Regions from separate parts of the Homo sapiens genome. Here all the other regions are linked to region 1. Evidence: read pairs that join two places in POLR2A ChIA-PET (ENCODE). Cell type or tissue: PC-9. All regions are shown on one strand. Region 1 has its middle 4.6 kb from the start of LINC01220. Region 2 has its middle 8.0 kb from the start of ABCD4. Region 3 holds the start of RPS6KL1 (ribosomal protein S6 kinase like 1).

Evidence for each region. Peaks named below come from ENCODE experiments on the same cell type or tissue, not always from the same donor. Only the 100,000 strongest peaks of a DNase experiment are listed, where the experiment ranks them.
Region 2: POLR2A ChIA-PET joins it to region 1 with 17 read pairs; 2 of 35 experiments call an interaction of 5 or more read pairs at or near these places.
Region 3: POLR2A ChIA-PET joins it to region 1 with 15 read pairs; 5 of 35 experiments call an interaction of 5 or more read pairs at or near these places.

What each region holds. Positions count from the first base shown.
Region 1 is chr14:75,297,776-75,300,275 of GRCh38, forward strand. No RefSeq gene overlaps it. Among named protein-coding and RNA genes, the nearest start is that of LINC01220, 4.6 kb to the left of the region's middle. In PC-9, no CTCF peak of the experiment used is centred here; DNase peaks (open chromatin) are centred at 986 and 1,406; H3K27ac peaks cover 1,106 bases.
Region 2 is chr14:74,309,695-74,312,194 of GRCh38, forward strand. It overlaps a transcript of VRTN not described here. Among named protein-coding and RNA genes, the nearest start is that of ABCD4, 8.0 kb to the left of the region's middle. In PC-9, no CTCF peak of the experiment used is centred here; no DNase peak of the experiment used is centred here.
Region 3 is chr14:74,922,361-74,924,860 of GRCh38, forward strand. It overlaps RPS6KL1 (ribosomal protein S6 kinase like 1), which reads right to left and starts at 900. Exons shown (of 12, transcript NM_031464.5): 1 at 820-900; 2 at 1-125. RefSeq lists enhancers at 1-424, 425-1,195 and silencers at 566-975, 1,066-1,125. In PC-9, no CTCF peak of the experiment used is centred here; a DNase peak (open chromatin) is centred at 951; H3K4me3 peaks cover 1,180 bases.

The DNA of each region.
Region 1 (2,500 bases):
TGCCTCAGTTTTCTCCTCTGTAAAAAAAGGCCGGGCATGGTGGCTCCTGCCTGTAATCCCAGCACTTTGGGGGGCCAAGGTGGGCGGATCACCAGCGGTCAGGAGCTTGAGACGAGCCTGGACAACATGGTGAAAACCCATCTCTACTATAAATACAAAAATTAGCAAGGTGTGGTGGCACGCGCCTGTAGTCCCAGCTACTCTGGAGACTGAGGCAGGAAAAATCGCTTGAACTCAGGAGGCAGAGGTTGCAGTGAGCCAAGATCGCACCACTGCAGTCCAGCCTGGGTGACTGAGCAAGACTCCGTCTCCAAAAAAAAAAAAAAAAAAAAAAGTACCTATCTCATAGTGATACAATGAGGGTGAATTAGCTGGTATTTGTAAAGTGCTAAAGCAACACCTTGCACCTCGTAAGTACCATGTAACTGTTTGTAAATGAATTTTCCAGCTTAGCTGTCTTGTCATTGGAATGGGGATTGATTATATGTTCTCTTGGTTCCCTCGAGCAGTGACCTTTCAGGGCAGTGCATAAGCTTTGGGGTCAGGCAGGTCTGGGTTGACTCCTATCTTTGTCGGTAGTTGTGTGACTTTGCACAGATAACTTCTCGGAACCTCAGTGTTCTTATCTGTGAAATGGGAATAATTGTGTCTACTTCAAAAGACTGTTGTGGGTATTGCATGTTTGTAATGTGCCTGGCACAGAAGGAGTGTAATAAACAGAAGCTATAGTTATTATTGTGGACAAGAGCAGCCACATGTAAAGGAAAATAGAGTTTCCAAGGTCATTGAAGTTTCCAGAAAGACTGAACATATCAGATAGCAATGAGACCAGCTCAACTTGTGGAGCTTGGTGGGAGGGTGGGCCTGGGTCTGCGCCAGGAGTAAATATCACCCCATTTGAGGAAGCAGAAACGGTGTGACTTGCACATCAGCTCTAAGAACATTTTCTGCTCCAGGGCTGTGCTGAGGGCGTGGACCCACTGGGGCTGGATGCCAGGAGCTGGAGGCCTCTCCGGCTCTCCTTCCCAGGAGGGGAGATTTTAGTAGAGAGGGTGTGGGTGGGCCTTGGAAACCTCTTGTTGTGTGTGCGTGGGGTGCGGGGGAGTGTCAGAATGGCCCAGGGATATCTGGCCTTGGTAGGTGTACTCCCAGGCCTGGGGTGGCCTTCCTCATGGCAGAACCTGCCTTCACGGCTCCTCAAAGCTGCCATCCTTCACTCCAACTGAAGACACCCCTGACTGATTGCCTGCAATTATCCGAGGAGTGGGGGAAGGAGGGTTTTGGTAGTCTTGCAGCCAAATTAATCTTAATTCCCTTCAACTCGTGTGGAAAAGTACCCAACGAAATATGCAAATGCTGCATGTATTCCTTCAGTAAAGGGGAAGGAGGGTTGCAACATCAAACAATGATAGGGTGTCGCAATCCTAAACGTGTGAGGAATTACTCTTAAGGTCCTCGTACTTGACAGCTCCGGGCCCCCATGACACATGAGGAGTTTTGTGCTCCGAAACAGGCCAGGGCCAGGGTGTCTACCACGCTTACCACTAGCTGTGATTTGGGGGCCTCAAACACAGCCTGAGACCTGGCAAAACCATCTTAGGAACTGGGGATCACAGAGGACTCTGCAAACCTCCTTCTAAACTCATATTTCCAGTAATGGCAACAGGGTGGGCCCTTAATAGCTCCTGGAGCAGAAATTGAAGGTTGAGCTATCTTTAAAAAAAACATGGCAGGCGTGGTGGCTCATCCCAGCACTGTGGGAGGCTGAGGTGGGAGGATCACTTGAGGCCAGGAATTCAAGACCAACCTGGTCAACATAGTGAGACACCATCTCTTGAAAAAAAAAAAACAACATAGCTTATGAAGAGTCATGAAGGTGCTAATATTGGCTGTTCCTGGGTAGGAGGGAATGTGTTTTTATTTTCTTCTTTTTGCTTGTCTGTACTTTCTGATTGCCTTTTTTGGCAAGCACATATTGCTTTTGTAATAGGAAAAAAATATTTTCAAAACGTTCTCAGCAAAGTAGTATGTTTGTTTTTAAAATAGATGACAACATAATAAATGGGAAGTTTCCAACACCTCCTCACTTTTTAAAAAAAACTTTTCCCAAAAGAAATACATGCTCCTGGTAGAAACCTTTGAAAATTCAGATCATCAAAAAATAAAGAAAATAAAAATTGACTGTAATCCCATCACAGGAATAACCACTGTCAACATTTTTAATTCTACCTTTCCAATACACACACTAGTTTCATTTTTTATTTATTTTTTGGACAGAATATTGCTCTGTCACCCAGGCTGGAGTAGTGCAGTGGCACGGTCCTAGCTCACTGCAGCCTTCAACTCCTGGGCTCAAGTGACCCTCCTACTTCAGCCTCCTGAGTAGCTGAGACTAGAAGCACATGCCACCACTCTGGGCTAATTTTTTATTTTTTATAGAGATGGTGTGTGTGTGGGGGGTCTCACTATGTTGGCCAGGCTGGTGTCAAACTCCTGGCCG
Region 2 (2,500 bases), 990 kb before region 1:
TCTAAAAGTAAATAAATAAAATTTTAAAAAACCCACAGGTCACTGTCTCTGCTTATACTGTTTTCTAATGGGACCAAACTTCCCTTATTTCAGCTCCTAGAGTCCTGTGCTACTTCCTCACTCTTATACATAGATAAAGGGAAGACAAATTGATGTTTTTTTTAAAAAAGGAAAATAATTTGGTAATAACTGTCAAATTTTAGATGATGCCGTAGTTTCATTTCCAGGAATTCTCTTATAAATATATTTACCCAAAAGCACAAAGGACAAAGGGTCAATCACAAGGATGTTTCTACAGCATAGAAGGTAATAGCAAAATCCTAGAAGCAACCAGAATGCTTATCAAAGGAGGAGCAGTTAAACAAAATATGACACCCTCACTGTGTAGAATATATTTTGCAGCTATTAATAAGAAGGAGATGGCCGGGTGCCATGGCTCACGCCTGTAATCCCAGCACTTTTGGAGGCTGAGGCGGGTGGATCACCTGAGGTTGGGAGTTCGAGACCAGCCTGACCAACATGGAGAAACCCCGTCTCTACTAAAAATACAAAATTAGCCAGGCGTGGTGGCACATTCCTGTAGTCCCAGCTACTCGGGAGACTGAGGCAGGAGACTCACTTGAACGTGGGAGGCAGAGGTTGCAGTGAGCCGAGATCGCGCCATTGCACTCCAGCCTGGGCAACAAACGCAAAACTCTGTCTCAAAAAAAAAAAAAAAAAAAGGAGAAGTAGCATTGCCATAGTGATTCAGAACATGGACCTCAGAGCCGGATTGCATGGGTTCAAATCCCCACTCTATCACTTGGTATTTGTGTGACCTTGGGGGCATGCTGCCTCTGTTTTTTTTTTTTTTTTTTTTTAAACACAGAGTCTTGCTCTGTCACCCAGGCTGGAGTGCAGTGGCACAATCCCGGCTCACTGCAGCCTCCGCCTCCTGGGTTCAAGTGATTCTCCTGCCTCAGCCTCCCAAGTAGCTGGGACCACAGGCATGTGCCACCATGCCTGGCTAAATTTTGTATTTTTAGTAGAGATGGGGTTTCACCATCTTGGCCAGTCTGGTCTCAAACTCCTGACCTGAAGTGATCCGCCCACCTTGGCCTCCCGAAGTGGTGGGATTACAGGCATGAGCCACTGCACCCGGTGAGGTTTTTAAATTTTTCTTTAAAAAAAATTTGGGGGGGTAAAGACAGGGCCTCACTATGTTGCCTAGGCTGTCGAACTCCTGGCCTCAAGCGTTCCTCCTGCCTTGACCTCCAAAAGTGGTGGGATTACAGGCATGAGCCACTGCACCTAGCCTCAGTTTTTTAAAATCTGTAAATGAGGGTAATAATAGTTTCCACATCAGAGGGTTGTTTCGAGGAATAAACAAGTTAATAGATATTAAGACTTAAACATTACCTGGCAATAATAAGAGCTGAATGTGACATTAATATTAAACATTGAACAATGTCCATGCCCTATTGTTTCATTTAATCAACTAGTTTTTTAATTGAAAAATTGAAAAGCATGTGGTTAAAAAAAATTTTGCAAAAGATGATAGGGCATATAATAAAAAATAAGTTTGTCTTCCACCCCAGAGCCAAGCTGTTCACAGCTTCTTAGGAATCTTTCCCGAAATGTTTTATATATATGCAAACTTATATGTATTAATATATTTCACACATACCCACACTCAAACACAAATACTCCTTTTCCTTTTAAACACTCTGCCTTGCAGCTTGCATTTTTTTTTTTTTTTCTCTTTGAGACAGACTCTCATTCTGTTGTCCAAGCTGGAGTGCAGTGGCGTGATCTTGGCTCACTGCAACCTCTGCCTCCTGGGGTCAAGCTACTCCCTCCCAAGTAGCTGGGATTACAGGCATGCTCCACCACACCTGGCTAATTTTTGTATTTTTAGTAAAGACGGGGTTTCGCCATGTTGGCCAGGCTGGTCTTGAATTCCTGACCTCGGGTGATCTGCCTGCCTCGGCCTTCCAAAGTGCTGGGATTATAGGGGTGAGCCACCGCTCCCGGCCGCAGCTTTCTTTTTACACTTTGTAATATATCTTGGAAGTTGTTCCATATCAGCATATACAGACTTTTTTTTTTTTTGAGATGGAGTTTCGCTCTTGTCACCCAGGCTGGAGCACAGTGGTGCGATCTTGGCTCACTGTCACCTCTGCTTTCCTGGTTCAAGCAATTCTCCTGCCTCAGGCTCCTGAGTAGCTGGTATTACAGGCATCCGCCACCATGCCTGGATAATTTTTTGTATTTTTAGTAGAGACAGGGTTTCACCATGTTGGCCAGGCTGGTCTTGAACTCCTGACCTCAGGTGATCCACCTGCCTTGGCCTCCCAAAGTGCTGGGGTTACAGGCATGAGCCACCGCGCCCAGCCAGCATACACAGATTTAAGTAATTACTTTTTTCCACTGTTAAGTTTGTGACAAACCCATTGTCAAATTGTGCCATCATAAGTCAGGGACTGTCTCTACAGAGGAACTATATATCTAGTTTCCTATT
Region 3 (2,500 bases), 380 kb before region 1:
TCCGTGGACCGGATGGATTGCCCCTGCTGTGTTTTGTTCCCTTGGTCCTGAGGTCAGTGTGGTCAGCGAGTGAGGACCCCTCCTGGAGCCAGCAGAGAGCAGAGCACAGAGCTGGGCTGTAAGAACTGTTGGCAGACGGAATGACTGAGTGGCAGACTCGGTGCCACGTTGGATGGGGGGTAGAAGAGGGCAGGGTGACCCAGCCCCAGGGAGGGTCGCTCTGTCCTCCTGGCTTTACTTTTGAGAAGGTCATGTGGCCTCCAAGGACCTGACAGCAGCTTCTTCCTGAGCAATGTGTGACCCAGGCGGCCAAAGGGATGACAGCCGTGGCTGCGGGAAGGGAAGGGGCTCAGAGAGAGGCCCACAAAGCTACCCCGCCTTTGCTCTCCCAGGTCCCACTGGGAATGGGCAGGACCCGGAACTTCCAACCCCAGGTCATTTGGAGAGAAAGAGGAGAGAGCAGGATGGGCGGTGGGGCGGGGAGGGAGACCCACAGCCTCAGCCGGCGGGGAGCTGAATCCCGGCCAGGATGCGGCCAGGAGGCAGAGGGAGGCCGCACCATCCCTGCTCGGCCAAGCCCAGGGGAACTTGAGGCTCTGAGGCCTTGCTCTGGGGGGTGCCCGGGTAGGACTGGCTTCAGGGTCCACCCCGCCGGGCAGGGTCCTGCCGGGCAGAGCCGCCGGCCCCGCCTGGACACAGAAAGCGGCGCGTGCAACCCACGGGGCCCCAGCCGCAAGGTGCACGGTCCCAGGGTGGAGGGACGGCCGAGGGGGCCCCTCGCCTGGGAGGGTGGAGAAGGGACCGGACAAAACACCGTACCTGCCCGAGCTGGGAGCCGGGTCCGCGGGCCAGGCCTCCCCCTCACGTACCGGCCCTTCACGCCAGAGCGCGCCGCGGGCCGCTGCTTTCCGGCATCCAGCGTGCGGGGCCAGCCGGTGCAGCGCGGCCATTGGCTGCGGATGAGCTCATACTTGAGCCTTAGAATAAACCACCAATCACCGCCCGGCTCGGCTCCTGCCGGCCTTAAAGCCGCAAGGTCTGCACGGCTGGGCTGTGAGGGGCGGGGGGCGGTTTAGAGAGGGGAGGGTGGGATGGGATGTGGGGTGGGTGGGGAGAGCAGGTCTAGAATCATCCAGGGATGCGGAAGGGGCTGCTTCAGAAATCTAGACGTGCCACTTCTAGGACTTTTCTCATTCATTGCTTCATTCATTTATTCAACGATTCAATGCTATGTATTGAGAGTCTCCCATGCATGAGGAGCTGGATGTTGAGATACAGCCGTGAACTAGACAGCGCTGTTTACATCCGCATGGGGCTTACAGTCTAGTGAGGGCTACCGAGAGTAAAGAACCCAGCAATAGAAGGCTTTTGATATCAGAACCGAGCTTAAAATTCAAGACATAGGCCGGGTGCGGTGGCTCATGCCTGTAATCTCTGCATTATGGAAGGCTGAGGCGGGAGGATCATTTGAACCTAGGAGTTCAAGACCAGCCTGGGCAACATAGGTAGACCCAATCTCTATAAAAATTACAAAATTTAGCTGGGCATGGTGGCGTGTGCCTGTGGTCCCAGTTACTCAGGAGGCTGAGGTGGGAGGATGGAGTGAGCTCGGGAGGTTGAGGCTGCAGCGAGCCGAGATCGTGTCACTGCACTCCAGCCTGGGTGATGGGGCAACAGATCACAGGCAACCCTGTGACACAGATCTCACCTGCAGGTTCAGTGCTGACTGGCTTCACACTGTCCCCCGGCTGCACTTGCTCTACCTTAGACACCCTTTCATACTTTCTCCCTCTGACTCCCACCCGTCCCCCTATCCTCACTCTCAGCCAGCACTGTTGCTTCATCCTTCCCTTGACAGCAGTGGCGCACAGACTCCCACAGGCTTGCTCTTGGCCCGCGGGCGGGGCTGTGCCCACACTCTGCTTCCAACCTTTTTCCACAGGTGACTGTCTGTGCCCCATCGAAGGCCACCCTTCCAGGTGGGCATCAGTCCCGTGCCATCACCTACTCAGCGACACCACTCCAGCGATTCTCCCGTCTCTCCCACTAGATAATTCCCACCTGATACAAACATAATGCTTGTTTCTCCCCTCTTAAAAGCAAAACAAGAAAACAAACCAAAATACACTCTAGGCCTCACTTCTTTACCTACCACCCTAGGTTTGCAGTACGGCTAATTTCCTTTTTTTTTTTTTTTTTTTTTTTTTTTTTAGTAGAGATGGGGTTTCACCATATTGCCCAGGCTGGTCTCAAACTCTGGAGCTCAGGTGATCCACCCACCTTAGCCTCCCAAAGTGTTGAGATTACAAACGTGAGCCATGACATCTGGCCCAAAAGTAAACTTTTAAAACACATCCTATAGAATGGGAGAAAATACTTGGAAATCATATATCTGATAAGGGTCTAGTATCTAGAATATATAAAGGACTCTTAAATTCAACAATAAAAAGACATCCCATTTAAAAATGGGCAAGTAATTTGAATAGACATTTCTCCAAAG